2 separate regions of the Homo sapiens genome follow, and region 2 is linked to region 1. A link is an interaction called in ENCODE POLR2A ChIA-PET data of the cell type or tissue named here. Cell type or tissue: Panc1. All regions are shown on one strand. Links, peaks and the distances in the headings refer to the core of each region. The heading gives the core; the rest is flanking DNA. Region 1 overlaps ADAMTS16 (ADAM metallopeptidase with thrombospondin type 1 motif 16). Region 2 has its middle 27 kb from the start of LINC02121.

Region 1 (8,345 bases), core at 317-8,316:
TCCTGCATCCCTGTCTGCCCGCCCTCCTCAGTGAAAGTGTAGCTGCTCTATGTTGCTGAGGCCTCTGTCCGAGCTGCGAAGTGGCCCAGGCTCTCACCCACCCCTGCTTCACTGACTCTCCACACTACTGCCCACAAACCGCAACCAAATCCTGTGGCTCCACTGTTCCCAGACTCAATGCCTGCTCTATCTACATGGACACAGGATAAAAATCCCAACTCCTTATCCAGCCTTGGAGTCGGCCTTGGAGACCCTCTTCTTACCCCAACCCTTCCCACAGCATCCCCCAGTCCCCCACTTTCCCTCTGGGCGTTCTGATGACTGAATCAGTGGCTAGCAACCCATGCATCTGGCACCACCACGTCCCCTCTCTATTTTCCTGACATCCCTCTTCCAACTCACCCTTTCAGATCTAGCTTGGATGTGGATGTTCCCTTCTCCTAGGAGCCCCACGAATGTCCCAGACCCATATCTAAGACAGAACGGGCCCCTCCCTCTCCTTATGCTCTGCACACACTTCCACTGCAGCAAAGCAGCATGTCATCAATGTGTTCTTCTGGCTTTCTCCCCACTGGGCTGCAACTTAGAGGGAAAGGCTTGTCTCATATGTCCAGTCTTTCTAGCCTCTACAGGATGCTTGACACAAAGCAGACTGTCCGGAATCATTTGTTGAATGAATGAAGGATCATGATTACCTCACATATCCCATCTATACAAACATTACGGCTATCCTCCGAGCATGGAGTCCCATCTTTGACTTTATTTGACAAAGAAAAGAAGAAATCAAATCCTTCTGCGATACAGTAGAGTTTGCATAAGTCCTGATCTTAAAAAGAAATACACACACAAACACAAATAAGAAAAATACTTAAGCTCTGATCATTTTTGCTCTGAATTTTAGATAGACTTTCTTTCTTCCCCCATAAAATAACTCCCACACAATAATACATTACAATGGCATTTTTAATGGTTGCCTCATTATGTTTTGTTTTGTTTCTTTAAATTTATTTATTGCTTCAATGTTAAATTTTACTCTACAGTGTCCTTTAAGACCTTTGATTTTTATACAGTGTTTGGCACATAGTAGGCATTCAATAAATATTTGTTGGCTACAACATTAATGCTTTACTATTTCACTAGTATCATTAACTACTATCTTGTAGAAATCCAAAAAAAAAAACTGCCATTTTGTAGTAACACACAAAATTCTTACAGATAAAATGTAATAAAAGAATCAAAAACATCACTGAATTTCTTAACGCATTTGGTAAAATACATAAAAATTAAACTAATAAAAGGAATAACTTAGATGAAGTCTCGAGAACAATGTTTTCCACAAATACAATAAACTGTTTTAAAATATTGGTACCTAGAGAAATAGGAAGTTTACTTCCTTCCTAAATAATCCATTTCAAGGTTTTTGGTTTATATTTAATATGAACTTTTTTTCAAACCATTTTGCCCCTTTTGTTCTCTTCTTGGTAAAAAAAAAAGGGGAGGGACAATTAATGATGAAAATTTCATCTGTCTTAGAAATTTTTATAGGCCTGAGACTCATCTACAGATATTTTCCTTATCATTCAAGATAAGAGGCCCAACTGAATAATTCTAAGAATCAAATTTAGTGTGTGCGTCCATGATTACTGTGTGCTTCCATGATTAATGAGCTTATTCACTGAAGATTGGCAGTCAGGAGGAATACACACACATTTTTGAACCACGGTTTCAAAGTTCATTCTACCTTTCTCTCCTCCCTAGTGGCCTGTATCATACTGGCTACATTTGTACAGATTTAGGAGTAAAGGGACAACCAAACATGCTTCCGGGAAATTGCTTGTAATTTCCTTTCAGAATTTTCTAACTGCATGAACCTGACACTGTGAAAACACTGTATGCACTGAGATGATGAATGGGAATGTCAGATGGGACGTCCCACTTATGTACATCCAAAGGGCTTCTGTCATTTTTTCGGGCAATGTTCCCAGTTTCAAGCAATGAGATGATTAGGTTTTCTTTGAATTTCTCCTTAATTATGCCACTTGAGCTACTGACTTTAAGTTATTTTAATCATGAAAACAACACTTATTTCTTTCCCACTGGGGAGTAAAGTCTTATACATGCCACAAATAAACTTCTTGGTGTATAGTTATAGATCAAGACTTTCTGAACATACTATGCTTCAAAATTGTTCCATTTTCTAAAATATACTGAAATTTCTTTTTCATTCTTTGACAATTATAAGTATTCAATGGGTAACTTGCTTATAGCAACAACTACTGTAATTCTTAATTCAAAAACATACTGATTCAATTTCCATGCAGGATCTACTTTGTGTTTTTTATCACTTCTTTGATGAGTTTCATTGTATTATGCACACGCTTTCTATCTGGTGTGTTGATTTCTGACCTCACCGCTGGTGAAGTTTAGATAAGAGGTCGTGATGGTGGGGCTGGCAAAATAAAACTAACCTCCAGAAGAGAATATGCGACCCTCACCTCCCAGAGCGACGTCTGGTTTATTTGTGCACCACACTCTCAATCATGTACTTCTTTAAAAAGTAAAGGTAGTAAAGCATGAGGCTATTACCCGAAAGCAGTTTGAGATTTACCTTCTACTTGAGTGTAAGGCTTCCACTTGTAGTGCCGCCCTCTGAATCGTCTGCTGTTGTGCTCGGCACACTGAGCAGCACGGAAGTCAACACTGTCCCGGGGACATTTCTGACTGTTGCAGAGCTTCAGAGTGCGAGTGGAGCCCTCACAGAACTTCCCTCCATGCGATGGCCTGGAATGTGTATTTTGAAGTTAGAATTTTTATATTTTAGTAGCTACTAAATTCTTTAAAATTAGGCTTATTGGAGAGATGAAGCTAAGAGTGTTAGAATGGGTAATTAGGAAAAAAGTGGATTCTTTTTTTTTTTTTTTTTTTGAGATGGAGTCTCGCTCTGTCACCCAGGCTGGAGTGTAGTAGTGTGATCTCGGCTCGCTGCAACCGCTGTCTCCTGGGTTCAAGTGATTCTCCTGCCTCAGCCTCTCGAGTAGCTGGGACTATAGGCACACGCCACCACACCCAGCTAATTTTTGTATTTTTAGTAAAGACGAGGTTTCACCATGTTGGCTAGGATGGTCTTGATCTCTTGACCCTGTTGTCCGTGCACCTCAACCTCCCAAAGTACTGGGATTACAGGTAGAAGCCACCACGCCCAGCTGGAAAAGTGGATTTCTAAGTGGTCTAGAACACATTCTTACACACGAATGGTAAGGTTGCACTCCCTTTTCTATTGAGTGAATCCTTTACAAGAGCAGCAGGGCAGGCTGGCCTGTCTTTGCTCCTCTCTGGGCCCAGTGCCTCTGCAGTGGTGAGGCAGGGTGGGCAGGGCTGTCCTCACCCTGCACAGGGAGGGGCTGATTGAGGAGGACCACACTTTCCCAGGATAGCACATTTGAGAGAATGTGGAACTCAGAGGGAAGTTCAATGACTTTGCTTTCAAGACCAAAATTTCTTTCCACCACCAGTCTTCTGGTGACAAGGCCAGGACCCAAAGACCAAGACTAAAGAACCAGTCACCTTTGCTGGTTGGCACTGACAGCTCACCCCAGAGAATTTGCATGTACACACTGGTAATGCGGGCAGCGCAAGGGGTACAGCGTGGCGTAGGGGGTGAGGTGAGCTCATGCTTTAAAGATGGGACTGAAACAACAAGCCAAGTGACACATCTTAAACAAGCTTAAGGGCAAAGGGAGATGTGAAAAACACCAGTCAGAATGGCTACTATTAAAATGCTAAAAGATAACAGGTGCTGGCGAGGTTATGGAGGAAAAGGAACACTTATACACTTTGGTAGGAGTGTAAGTTAATTCAACCATTGTGGAAGACAGTGTGGCAATTACTCAAAAACCTACAAAAAGAAATATCATTTGACCCAGCAATCCCATTACTGAGTATATATCCAAAGGAATATAAATCATTCTACCATAAAGACACACGCACATGAATGTTCATTGTGCAGCACCTTCACAATAGCGAAGACATGGAGTCAACCTAAACGCCCATCAATGTTAGACCAGATAATGAAAATGTGGTACATACACACCATGGAATACCATGCAGCCATAAAAAAGGAAGAGATCATGTTGTTTGCAGGAACATGGATGGAGCCTGGAGACCTTTATCCTTAATAAGCTAACGCAGGGACAGAAAACCAAATACCGCATGTTCTCACTTATAAGTGAGAGCTGAATGATGAGAACACATGGACATATAAAGGGAAACAATACACACTGTGGCCTGTTGGAAGGTGGAGGGTGGGAGGAAGGAGAGGACTGCAAAAAATAACTAATGAATACTAGGTTTAATACCTGGGCGATGAAATAATCTGCACAACACACACCCGTGACACAAGTTTGCTTATGTAACAAACCTATACTCTACCCCTGAACTTGAAATAAAAGTTAAATTTAAAAAATTAAAAATTAAAGCCTCTTCACTTCCGCACACTGGTGATGCTTCTCACATTCATTCTTACTTCTTACAGAAGCTGGCAGTTAAACCTCCTGTTGTGAAGGTAAATATATTTGATGGAAAACCCCCAAATTTGCTTTTTTCCACGTAAAACCATTGTTCTTACTGATCTTATTTATTTGTATTCTATACACTTTTCTTATGATTTATTTATTTGTTTTAAGCAGATCCTTGGTATGTCAAGTAAATGTGGTTAAAATTCAATTCCTGAATATCACTGTTGCTGCTGTTATTTTTTTGCTGTGGTCAGGTAGTTATAAGCATCTTAAGTTATAGCACAGAGAGGTAATTAAGAAATGCTTGAGTGAAATACCTTTCCTATTCAGTGCTTCTTACGATTATATGTACAGTACAGGCTTGCTATTAAGAGCTGAGGCCGGGCGCGATGGCTCATACCTGTAATCCCAGCACTTTGGGAGGTCACGGCGGGTGGATTACCTAAGGTCAGGAGTTCGAGACCAGCCTGACCAACATGGTAAAACCGTGTCTCTACTAGAAATACAAAAATTAGGAGGGCGTGGTGGTGGCACCTATAGTCCCAGCTACTTGGGAGGCTGAGGCAGGAGAATAGCTTGAATCCGGGAGGCGGAGGTTGCAGTGAGCCAAGATCACACCACTGCACTCCAGCCTGGGTGACAGAGCGAGACTCCATCTCAAAAAAAAAAAAAAAAAAAAAGAGCTGAGACACAGGCATACTGCTTGGAGGGTTCATGGCATGGAAATCAGTCGTTTGTGAGGAAGGAGGTCAAGGCATACTTACTTGGGGTTGGTGCAGAGGCGACTCCTATGAGATACTCCCCCTCCGCAGGTCCTGGAGCATGGGGACCAAGAAGACCAGTCCGACCAGTGGCCATGGGTGGGCTTGGGGCCTTCATCACCATATTTCACACACTGTCCTCCCCGGCACCACTAAAATTTTCAACATAAATAAGTTGACTTGACTCACACAGATGGATAGATGGGTTCATCTCATCACTGCTATAAGGCTGAGCAGTGGGGAATTTTGTAAACTATGCAGACATTAGCCTCCCCCTACACTCAAGCAGCACCTAATATAAATACAGTACATTCAATGTTGTTTTTTTTTTCCTTACCCAACCTAGCATCCTCCTATAAATTCACATACAGGGAAAATGAATAGAAAAATCATTTTCAAATGTCTGATCTCCCGGAAACTTGACACTTTTAATGAAGGAGTGTTATCTGAATACTTAGTCTGGCTGTTCAACTCCCAAGTCGGTGAACTCTGACCTGTCCTGAAAACAAGGTGCTTTTCACATCTCATGTTCAGAACAGAGAGAGTCTCAGGTAGGAAAGCACAGCTGGAGGCTCCACATGGCTCAACACCTTGTCATTTCAGGCCCATAGTCTGTGCTTTCCCCCCAAAGCACCTGGGCTCGGAGCCTTGGGACGATTAACTGATGCCATGTTAGAGGTCACGCAGCTTCCAGGGTGATGAAGCAATCCATGTGGAATTTCATCTGTCCCCACGAAGGCTGGAGATGCTATCTCTTCCCCTTTCTCCAGACAAGTGCTCATTCATTTTAATTCATGCTAAATTCCGCATGGCAAATTCACTGCACCACACATCAGTGCTATGCACTATTTAACACCGTGTCCAACAGCGGTGGTTCCCTGGGTGGTTTGGTATGAACTTCTAAGATTTTAAAGGTCCAGACTGTCCAGACTGTCTGTTGCGAGGAAGAAGGAAGATGTTTGTCTCTTGTCCTGGCCCCAGTGGAGTGAGAAGAGCTTGGTCTGTGGGCTGGGGAGACCTGAAGTCAAGTCCCTTTTTATCTCCAAGATTAGAGCCACTAGATTTGTACTGACAGAAAAAAAAAAAGGCTACTTTCATAGGAGGAAAGTAATACTTCTATTATTAGTTGAGGTATTAGGGTAACACATATCAAACTACTGATATCTGACCAGTGTTGGCACATACTATGGCAGTTCAAATGGCCCCATTTAATGCTATTTAAGTAAGAACAATTCCATTTAAAAACAAGAAATTCTGAAGAGTAAAGCCTCATCCATTCATTTCTTTTCTTTAAGCAAAACAACATCATCTCTTCCATCCCTGCCTGCCCTCCCACCCGGTGTAGAACAAAGTCCACTGTCTCAGGCTCAAGGAGAAGCCCATTGCCTGGAATAGGCTCCTGCTCTTGGACAGCATCCTACAGGTGTGGGGACAGGAGTGAGGTTGCACCGGTTGTCAGAGAGGAAGGAGATGCCAGGTGTGTGCTAGTTGTTGTCGTTTTCTTTTCCCCCCTTTTTAAAAACCATCTGGTCATAGCTTTCTAATGCAGGAGACATGAAACATAAAAATGGAATTTCAACAGGTTGAATAACTGAAAATATTTCTGGGAAAATCTCTCTTGGTTTGAAGATGAAGAACAGGATTCGAAGCCCCAGAATGAGGTCAGGTTAGTGGAAGACAGGAGCGCTGTCTCAAAAGCAAGGATGTTTATCAAAGAAGCACTGTTTTTACCAGGAATCTGTGAGCAAACTCAATGTGCATCATAACATCGTTGTTGATTTGCTGTTGTTACCTGGCAAAGTTCATAGACTCAGAAAGGCGTATTGACATGGTAATAGCTTTCACTGTTTTGTTTTTGTAAAAAGCTTATTTTTTAATGAAAGATTTAAAGATATACACAAGTAGAGGAAATAGTACAGGAGCCCTTGAAACCTGCAGTCCTGCCTCAACATTTAATAACTCACGTCCAGTCTCATTTCACATAAATGCTTGTCCACTTTCTCTCTCCCAACACTGACTCCCAGACTTGAAATCATTTCTTCGAAGCTCTTTCACTAAGGGTTCTCCAAATTAAGAACTTTAAAAAACATAACCACAACACCATTATCATACCTAGAAACCTACAATCATTCCTTAATATCATCAAATGTCTAGTGAGTATTCAAAATTCCAATTTGGTATTTTATTTTCTCTCAGTTAACATAGAATCACAATCAAAACACGGTTCGTTTATTGCATTCAGCTGACATGCTTCTCATGTCTCTCTCCACATTCAAACTCTCCCTTGACGTTCTGTTTTTCCTGAATTCACGTGATAAAATAATGGATCTGTTTGTTGGGAGTTTCCCATATTCTGGATCTTGCCAGCTCCATCTCTGTGGTGCCATTGAACACGTCCCCTGGGTTCTCTAGATCTGCTATAATCAGGCAATTGGATCTAAGGCATTGGTTAGGTTCAGAGTTGGATTTTTGGCAAGATTGCACCATTGATGGCTTCATGTATATGCACACAGAATGCCTGGTGAGGCCCAGAGCATTGGTGTTAGGATGCTTCAGTGTTCAGGGAATATAGGCTGACTTGCAAAGGTCCCCATCAGCTTCCCACCTAATACTTTTAGCAGCCATTAACAATCATTTCCCAGATCCTTTACATCTTTGAGTGTTGCAAGGCTAATGATATTCTAATTCTTTTTTCTTTTTCATGACTGGCTGGATTACTTCTTTTAAGAAAAAACAACCTTCACCAAATATCTCAGTACCCTGAGTTTGAGATCGTACAGGAAAACCACGATGCTTTTCTCTAAATGATAAAGAAAAATATGCTAATGTCATATGTTTCTTTTGGAAATGTTTCTTGAGTTTCCTCTTGACAGGAGCCAGGAATCTTTGGCAGGCTTCTAGCTTTCTGACTCAGCAAGGTATCCGAGGCTCATCTTGTACATTCCTTGTGTTGGGAACTGCTGCTTGGTGTTAAAAAAATCAACACTGAGACAAAGGATCTCTCAGCAAGGCTAGTTTACTTTCTGCAGAAAGGGTATACACGCCAGCAGTTTTGCCACCAGAGTACACC
Region 2 (8,345 bases), core at 301-8,300, 130 kb after region 1:
CCTTCTGCCACAGAGAAATGGGCACTGCCCTCAGTATAATAATGAGAAGTGATGGGAGGGATTTGAGAGCTTGAGAAAGGAGGTGACTGGCTAGGGAAGGTCGGCTCCACCCCCAAAGGCTGAGGCCTTGTCCCCAGGGGAAACTCCTGGTGGCATTAAACATAACTGGTGGCACAGGGCAGCCCTCCAGCAGGCATGGGTTTCCCTGCAGTGATTTGAAAGCGCTTCTCAAGATGGTATCTGTCAGTCCACATCAGGTGTCCATGGGCAAATGCCAGCTGAGAATATTCTGAGTTTACTTGTTGGGAGGGTCCAGGAATTAAGTATCACCTTTGACTTTATACTTTGGTGTGTTAAAGTTTTCCTTTGTGATTTTTAAGGGCTCTTTATATAGCTCTTCATATACTGATCATATTAATTCTTTTATGTCATAACTGATGCCAATATATTGCATAATTTTGGTTACTACATAATGGGATTTATTATTTGAAACTTATAGGTAATTTATGGTAAAATCTGGTCCTTAAATTTTTTCTTAGAATTATAGTTTTTTTTTGTTTTTTAAATACAAGGTCTTTTATAAATCAGGTCTTTCTAATAGTGTTTTTATTATTTATTATCATTGATTTAAATTCTAATTTTTTAGTAATAGCAAATATATAGATTTTTTAGTATAATTATGTGCTTAGTTCTTTGATTTTTGCAAAAGGATCATTAAATTTATTTAGAAGTACTGAAAGTAATAATAGACCAAATAATAATCAAGAATCAAGAAGAGGAAGTTATGAAGCAAGAAAGATGTGTTACAAAATGCAGTAGGTATGTACTTATGAAAAACATTTTAAAATCTTAGAAATAAAAAGTATTGTCGTTTAAAACGAGCAAAGTAATGAAAGAAAGCAATGTATGACAACAGAGGAAGAGTGTATTAATGAACTGCTATCAATCTGAGGGACTCTCTTAACCTGCATCACCAAATGATAAAAGCTTCTCCAATGTCTATAAGAATAGAGAGACGTGAATTTTAGAAGAGAGGTCCCAATGAATGTCTAATAGTAGTTCTATTAACAAAGTATAAGGTCATAATATTTAAAGGGATTACTGTGCTGAGTAGTCCTAGAATTCAAGTATTTCCAACCAAGATGCTATTAACCAAAAAGTGACTAGGGCAGGTCTCAATACATGGAAGTTTATTTAGCCAAGGTTGAGGAAGACACACCTAGAAAGAAAACAAACAAACCAACAACAACAAACTCCGTAAGTCACAGGACTATACATGACCTGTGTTTTTTTAAAAAGCGAACTTGGGGAACTGCAGTGTTTAATGGGGAAAGAGCAAGCAGGAGGTAAAAAAGGGAAGGTAAGGCAGTGAGACAAATGGTTACATTCTTGTGAAGCTCTGAGTAGTCTCACTAAATCTACATTTTACATGTGAAAAGAGGGAGTAGAAGACAAGTCAATTATGCCTTATCTTGCATTCAGTAAGTCTACATTTTACTGAAGATACAGTAAATGTGAAAAGAGAGAGTAGAGGAAAAGTCAGTTATGCATTCATCTCAGACTAGGTGGGGGAATGATTTCTGGTCTTGTCCTGTACCTGTGAAAATAAGCTGGTAATTGACACTTCCAAGGTGAGATTCAACAGAACTCAGTTTTAAGGCTAATTTACAGGAAAGCTATGTATTCTGAAAGACTTAACTGCTCACAAGGAACTTCCTTGTAAGCAATTTTTGAGGGAGGTCATCTGGGGAAACGTGTGGCCCTATGATTGTAGAAACCTGGCCTATGGGTGAGACATAGAGTAGTGAAATTACATCTCCTTGGGAAGAAAAGAAAGGCAGTATTGTGTGACTCAGCCCCCAACCTTAACTTTCCCTTTGGCATAGTGAGTTTGGGGTCCTAAGATTCTATTTGCTTTCAAAATACATTTTTAAAATATCACACCTTCCATGTAGGAAGCAATCAGACTGGTGTTCTCTCCTGGTTTGTTTTCTGCTGCTGTAACAGAACACCACAAAATGGATAATTTACAAGGAAAATAAATTTATTTCTCACCTATGGAGACCATTTCTCTCATATGGAGTCTGGGAAGTCCAAGAGCATAGCACCAAAACCTGGCTAGGGTTATCTCATGCTGGAAAGGCGAGGGCAGAAGCCAGAATATCAGATAGAGAAAACAGGGTCTGGACTCACTTATAACAACCTACTCTCTGGATAACCCACCCTCTTCTGTGATAATAACATTATTCCACTCATGAGGGTTCTATCTGTATGACCCAACACCTCTCTTAGGCCCCACCTCCCAACACTGTTGTGTTGGGGATTAAGTTTCCAACACATGACCCTTCAGGGGACGCAATTCTCTGGCATGTTTTGAGTAGTGTTGACCTCAAATTTTAAAAACATTAGAATTTTGGGAATCAAAATACATATATCTATGGTGATATACACAGCAATTGCATTTGACTGGACCACCGCATTGCAAATAGAGAAAGCAAGTTATAATGTAAATTATAAAGTGAGTGGTCTGACTCTCCAGGTTTGGAGAACAAACGCATGAACTCGAACAAATGTGTTCAGGAGGAAGCAATGGACAACCGTCTATGCCACATATGTGATCCTTATTTTAAGAGAGTCACTCTAAAGAGAAATAAGGTCCAATGAATACCAGTCATCCATCAGTATCACCCATCAGATAAATCACGGGAGTAAGGCCCAGGAAAGATGGAAAAGAGTCCCCTGAGAAGAACAACCCTTTGGTAAGGGGGAAATAAGCATTCCCTTTCTCTGAGCCAAGGTGGAGATATGTGGATAGCAAAGGATTCAGCCATACCCTCTGCTTTTGGCATATTTGAGCACTGGTAAGATGAGAAGTATTTTCTATTTTTATTGGCAATTCATATATATTCAGTAAATTAAATATTGCCTTTGACTTTGTACTTTGGGGTGTTAAAGTTTTCCTTCATGATTTTAAGGGCTCTTTATGTAGCTCTTTATATACTGATCATATTGATCCTTTTCTGTCATAATTGATGCCAATATATTGCATAATTTAAGTTACTATATATTGGAATTTATTATTTGGAACCTATAGGTAACTTATGGTAAAATCTGGTCCTTAAATCTTTCTTAGAATTATACTTAAAAAAAAAATACACAGCCTTTTATAAATCAGGTCTTTTAAGTATTGTTTTTATTATTTATTATCCTTGATTTAAATTCTAAATTTTTAGTAATAGCAAATGTATTGATTTTTTAGTATCATTGAGTACTTGCTTAATTCTTTGGTTTTCATTACTTTTGCTGAATAATAAACCATTTAAGGCTATGTATTTGCCTCTGAATTCAACTTTGAATGTGATTTCATTTTTCATATTTTTTGAATTATTTGTTGTTATTTTCTCATTCATTTTCTCTAAAATCTGCAAGTGACTTACAACCTTTGCCAGTAATTACAAAGATGAATACATTATAGTTAGATGTTGCAACTTGTACAAGTTGAGATCTGATCAACAATAACAAATTATGAACATTGACTCTGCTTATGGAAAACAAATAGCATGTGTAGCCTTCAGTTGTGTTCTCAGTGCTTAACAGCCTTTGCTGCCCAGAGACTGCTGAAGTGGAGTCATCTCCTGCCTCTAGCATGGCTGCTTGCCCTTCTGCATTGGTAGGATGCATAGGTTAGCACAACATCCAGCTCATATTTACCGGCCATCTCCTGCCTTTCCTCCCCACCCAGATCTCCAGAAATGCAATGTGGCATGATCAAAAGCTAGTTCCCAGCCTGTCCTCTTCTGGAAGCTTCCATCTCCAAATTGAATTGCAGAGGTGTGGAGTAAGGTGCCTGCCTACTATGAAAAACAATGCTGGAAGTAGAGGAATAGGTCTCTAGGTTTTGAAATTTCTAGAATTGGAGATGCTGAGTCGTGTGACATGGAATGGGAAACAAACATGTCATTTTTCTAGCATGTTTAAACATGAGTACTATTTCAAGAGGCAAAGAACAGGTGGAATACTGACCACAAAATAAATATCTTCATTTATTTGTCATCACTCCCTCTATTTAAAAATGTGTTTTATTATTGTTATGTAGGTATGATGAATCATCACTGAACAGTCATTCAATGGTCATTGAAAAACTGGTGGTGGTGTTTGTCCTTTTGATGAGTAGAAATCCTTGCAGATTTTCTATCCATCTTAGATTTATGTTGGTTATGTTAGTTATTTTCTCTCTCTCTTTTTCTCCCTCCACCTCTCTCTCTTATTTTCCTTTGATATGCCCTTCAATTTCACTTTACCTGGAATGTTTTGTGGTATTAACTTTTGAGTTAGATTTGGGTGCTAACAAATCTTCTGCTTTTTACCATGTTTGGACACTGAGCAGTCTCTTAACTCTGGGATTCTTCATTTTCCAGCTGTAAATGGGACATGAGACTACCCATTTTACATGCCTATGGAAAAAAATAAAAGAGAAAGGCAATTTATGTAAAGGCAAAAGGCACTTAAATGTTGTTTTTACCTCCTTACCTACCTATCTGTCAAGGAAGGTTGATTTATTTCAGGCTCCACGGTGACTTTTGGAGTACGCTCAGGCACTGTCTTCTCCTATCTATACTCTATACTATAGAATTAATTTCCACTACCATTTTGCTCATCTGCAGAAAGCTTAATGTGGTCTAACTTCCATCCATTGACCTTTGTGTTGATCAAGCATAATTTCTCAATTTGACTTTGATTCTGGTGCTGTTTCTGTGGACACAGGATTTTCCTTCTCTGCCTTTCAAACCCTTTCAATGTTTTATACATTGGGCCAATGCTATATTCTTCTTGAAGCCTGACTTGCCTACATGATGTCTCCATTTATTTGTCATCACTTTCTCTATCTAAACTTGTATTTTATTATTGTTATTCAGGTATGGTGAATCATCATTGCAATGTCATTCAATAGTCATTGAAAAGATAGTTTGTTACAGATCCCAAGAGGAGTAGGAATGCCATACCATGGAGGTCCACATGGGGAAACACCAGCTTAGCCAGGAGGCAGAGGGAATGAGAGGCAAACATGAGCAAGAGCCTGCCTTGTGGTTTCTGCAGGAAGGAACAGGCCGAGACAGTATAGACAGGCTTAGAATTGGCTAGTTTCAATAATTTCAGCATGCACTGGGGGCTAGGAGGTGTCCCTTATCTGCTACCTGATTCTGGTGTAATTAGGACAGGAAAGTAGTAGCCCTGAGTATAAGTGTCAATAAAGTTGGTGGTCCAAGGTATAAGCTCTGGATTGGTTGATTTGCATATGGAAGGTACATTTGCAGGCAAGTCCTTTAATATCTCTGGCAATTAGCTAGCCCTGTAAGGGGCAATCTTTCCAGAGTTAGCAAGGCCCCAGATGTCAAACATAAAAAATACAGACAATAAAAAGGCATGATTAATATCCTCTTTTCTCTTGATACTTAAATTCTGCCATATATTCTTATTCATTAACTTACCTAACTTATTTAGTTAACCTCCTTAATAAGATGTTTTCTTGTTCAACTGTATATGTTCTACAGCATTTACTAGTCTTAGATGCTTATTTTAAATACTGAATCAACATTTATTCCCCAAAATACAGCACATTAGATGTTTTGCTTGGAATATGGCAAAGAAGAAAAAAAAACAGAGTGTAGAAATGAGATTATAAATCGTCTCAGGCACAGTGGTGACCAATAAATGAAATTAAATAGAACATGCACGCTTTGTTTATCCAATACTCATTATTTGACCTCTAAATGGATCATTAATTAGTAATTTTGGCCTCATTGCTTTCCTTTCTTTCATTTTTTCATCTCTTTTAAAAATCCAGTTTCTATCGTGCTATCAAATTTTTATCATGTGCTATATTCTACATATTGTATTGAATCTCTAAAGAAAACCTCACAAAATATGAAAGTGCTAGTAATTCATAAAAGAACTGAAGCATAAGCCCTTCTATTTAGACGATGCTTATCTTTCCTTGACTTGCTATGTATTTTCATGTCTTTATTCTTGGCAAATCCTAAGAAAGCTCACTATTAACTCAGTGACAGTGACAGCCCAGGGGACTTTTCTAATTAAGTAGGCTGAATATAAAAATGCACATTTATTTTATACATGTGTGTATGAATATGTATGGTGACTGAATTCATTTCCTTTTGGTCACTTGAGGAATCTGGAGATGTGTTCTCCAGCTGCTCCCGGCAGCTTGGGCTTGGTGGCCCTGCTCACACTGCTGAGGTGATTCCAGGAGACAAATGCAGGGTCAGGGACCCAGAAAACCACAAGACTCTGGGAAGCTTGCCATAGCTTTTCTTCAAACCAATCTTTCAAATTAGATTTGCAGTTGCCTTTTTTTCTCAGTGGGGAATTTGGAGGATAATGGAATATTTGTACAGTATGTGTTAATCTAATGATCTATCTCTTGTAACAACTTCAAAGCATCATAAACACAAGACACTCGTTAATGCTTACATGTGAGGCACACAGCTGGCCGGACCGTTCTGATTCTGAATCTTGACAACAGCTTTTGGAAACTGCTTATGTCTCTGCTGTGACATGAGACACCATCTCGAGAGACATCTTTTAACTTTCCTTTTTGGGCACAGAATTTCAGGAGTAAGTATGCCACAAGTGTTCGGTAGAACTGTCTACACTATAGGGCTGATGAGTTGAATGAGCTGATCCTATACTGCCACCCACTTGCTAGGGTGGTCATCTTGCCTCACCAATCCACACAATGAACTTTATATATGTGTCGGATAAACGTAAGGGCACATTCATCACATTAGTGATGTTGCAGCTGGGGAAGAGTTGCAGGTGGTGTCGCTGGTTCCAAGCTCATCTCCTGTGCTTCTGTCTTAGATGGACAAGCGCTCCTCCTATCTAACAATGCCATTTCTTCTATCCATGCTCTGGACTCCGTCTCCTCAACTCCTAGCTTCCTCTGGATTCTTGCTGTGAGTATCTCAGTTCTCTCTCTTGTGTCTTCTATATTTTCCTCTTATGTGGCTCTGTTTCTTCTAAGAATGCACCCAGTTCTTTCCTCCCATTAAAAGGGTCTTCTGAGTCTATGGCTTGCTTAAGCTACTATCATAATGTTCTTCTCTTTACTGCAAAAAGCCTGAGCATCTCCCCTTCCACATCCTACATACCCCAGGTAAATGCCAGAAACCTCTCTGTAAATGTCACTCATGTCATCTTGATTGCCAAATACGATAGCCTTTTTTGTTTTTCTAGCTAAATTTCTTCTTCTCACATTCTTTTTCTTTAAAGGACAGGCCCTAAATTCTATGTTCTTCCATTCTCAGCAAATGGTGCCTAAATCCAGAGTATTGTAACCACAGGTCTGTTCTGGAGCACAGAGATGCTATCTAGAGCAGCTATCAGGAACACAGATGCCAGAGCCCACTCCCTGGGGGACCTGAGCAAGTCACTCCCTGTCTCTGTACACATCTCTAAAATGAGCTTAACTACAGCCTCTACTCACAAGATTGCTGCAAGCTTTGGATGTGCTAATATATGAAAAGTTTTTAGAACAGTTTCTAGAATGCAATAGGCATGCTCGCGTTTGTTATGTTTTTGTTTTGCTTTATTTTATTTTATTTTATTTTATTTCTAGGCTTAGCCTCTACTTACTTCTGATCAAACACTGAGGTTCATGCTAGATGTTGGGTACAGGCTTTATATAGGAACTCAATCTATGCTTTTTCTCATCACACTGCATAAGTTGAACATTTTTTGTCACCCTTTGTCACCAGCTGTCCAGTATTTGGTTTCTGAAGAGGTGGAGACCTATTGGCAAGAACAGAGAAGTCTGGCCACTTTGCACATGGGCTTGAATTGTACCTAAGAGGAGGACTGATCATACGTCTGGAGTTAGAGGAGAGAGTTTCTCAACTCTTCAATACCACTATTTACCTTTGTTAAGGAGTAAAACTTCAGAATTAATTCAAGTGGCACTGTGAGACTCTTCCAGACTTGGCTAACACTCATCGAGAGCCACTCATTTCTAGTGTATTTCTTGTAAGTTGTGCATCAATTCTGTTGGGTGGCTACTATTTTCTATTCACAAAAAGGAAAACCCAAAAAATCCCAAGCCAGAGAGCATCATTTTATCATTTAGGGAGTAGCAAATATAGTACTTGACTCAGAGTTCCTGGGTCTAACTTTATTTTATCACAATCTACTAACAGAAAGAATTTGAATTTTAGTGATAAAGAAAAGAAGATATGAAAAAGGCAATAAATCATGGAAGAAAGATATGCCTCCTGATCTTTGGAGGGCAGCCACTGGCTGGGGGTCTCCCCTACTTAGTTCCTCCTGCCTTG

The links. Peaks named below come from ENCODE experiments on the same cell type or tissue, not always from the same donor. Only the 100,000 strongest peaks of a DNase experiment are listed, where the experiment ranks them.
Region 2: POLR2A ChIA-PET joins it to region 1 with 5 read pairs; 2 of 35 experiments call an interaction of 5 or more read pairs at or near these places.

What each region holds. Positions count from the first base shown.
Region 1 is chr5:5,229,450-5,237,794 of GRCh38, reverse strand. ADAMTS16 (ADAM metallopeptidase with thrombospondin type 1 motif 16) reads right to left here. Exons shown (of 23, transcript NM_139056.4): 12 at 5,279-5,427; 13 at 2,609-2,781; 14 at 696-826. Among named protein-coding and RNA genes, the nearest start is that of ADAMTS16-AS1, 57 kb to the right of the region's middle. In Panc1, for the core only: no CTCF peak of the experiment used is centred there; no DNase peak of the experiment used is centred there.
Region 2 is chr5:5,101,426-5,109,770 of GRCh38, reverse strand. No RefSeq gene overlaps it. Among named protein-coding and RNA genes, the nearest start is that of LINC02121, 27 kb to the right of the region's middle. In Panc1, for the core only: no CTCF peak of the experiment used is centred there; a DNase peak (open chromatin) is centred at 4,080.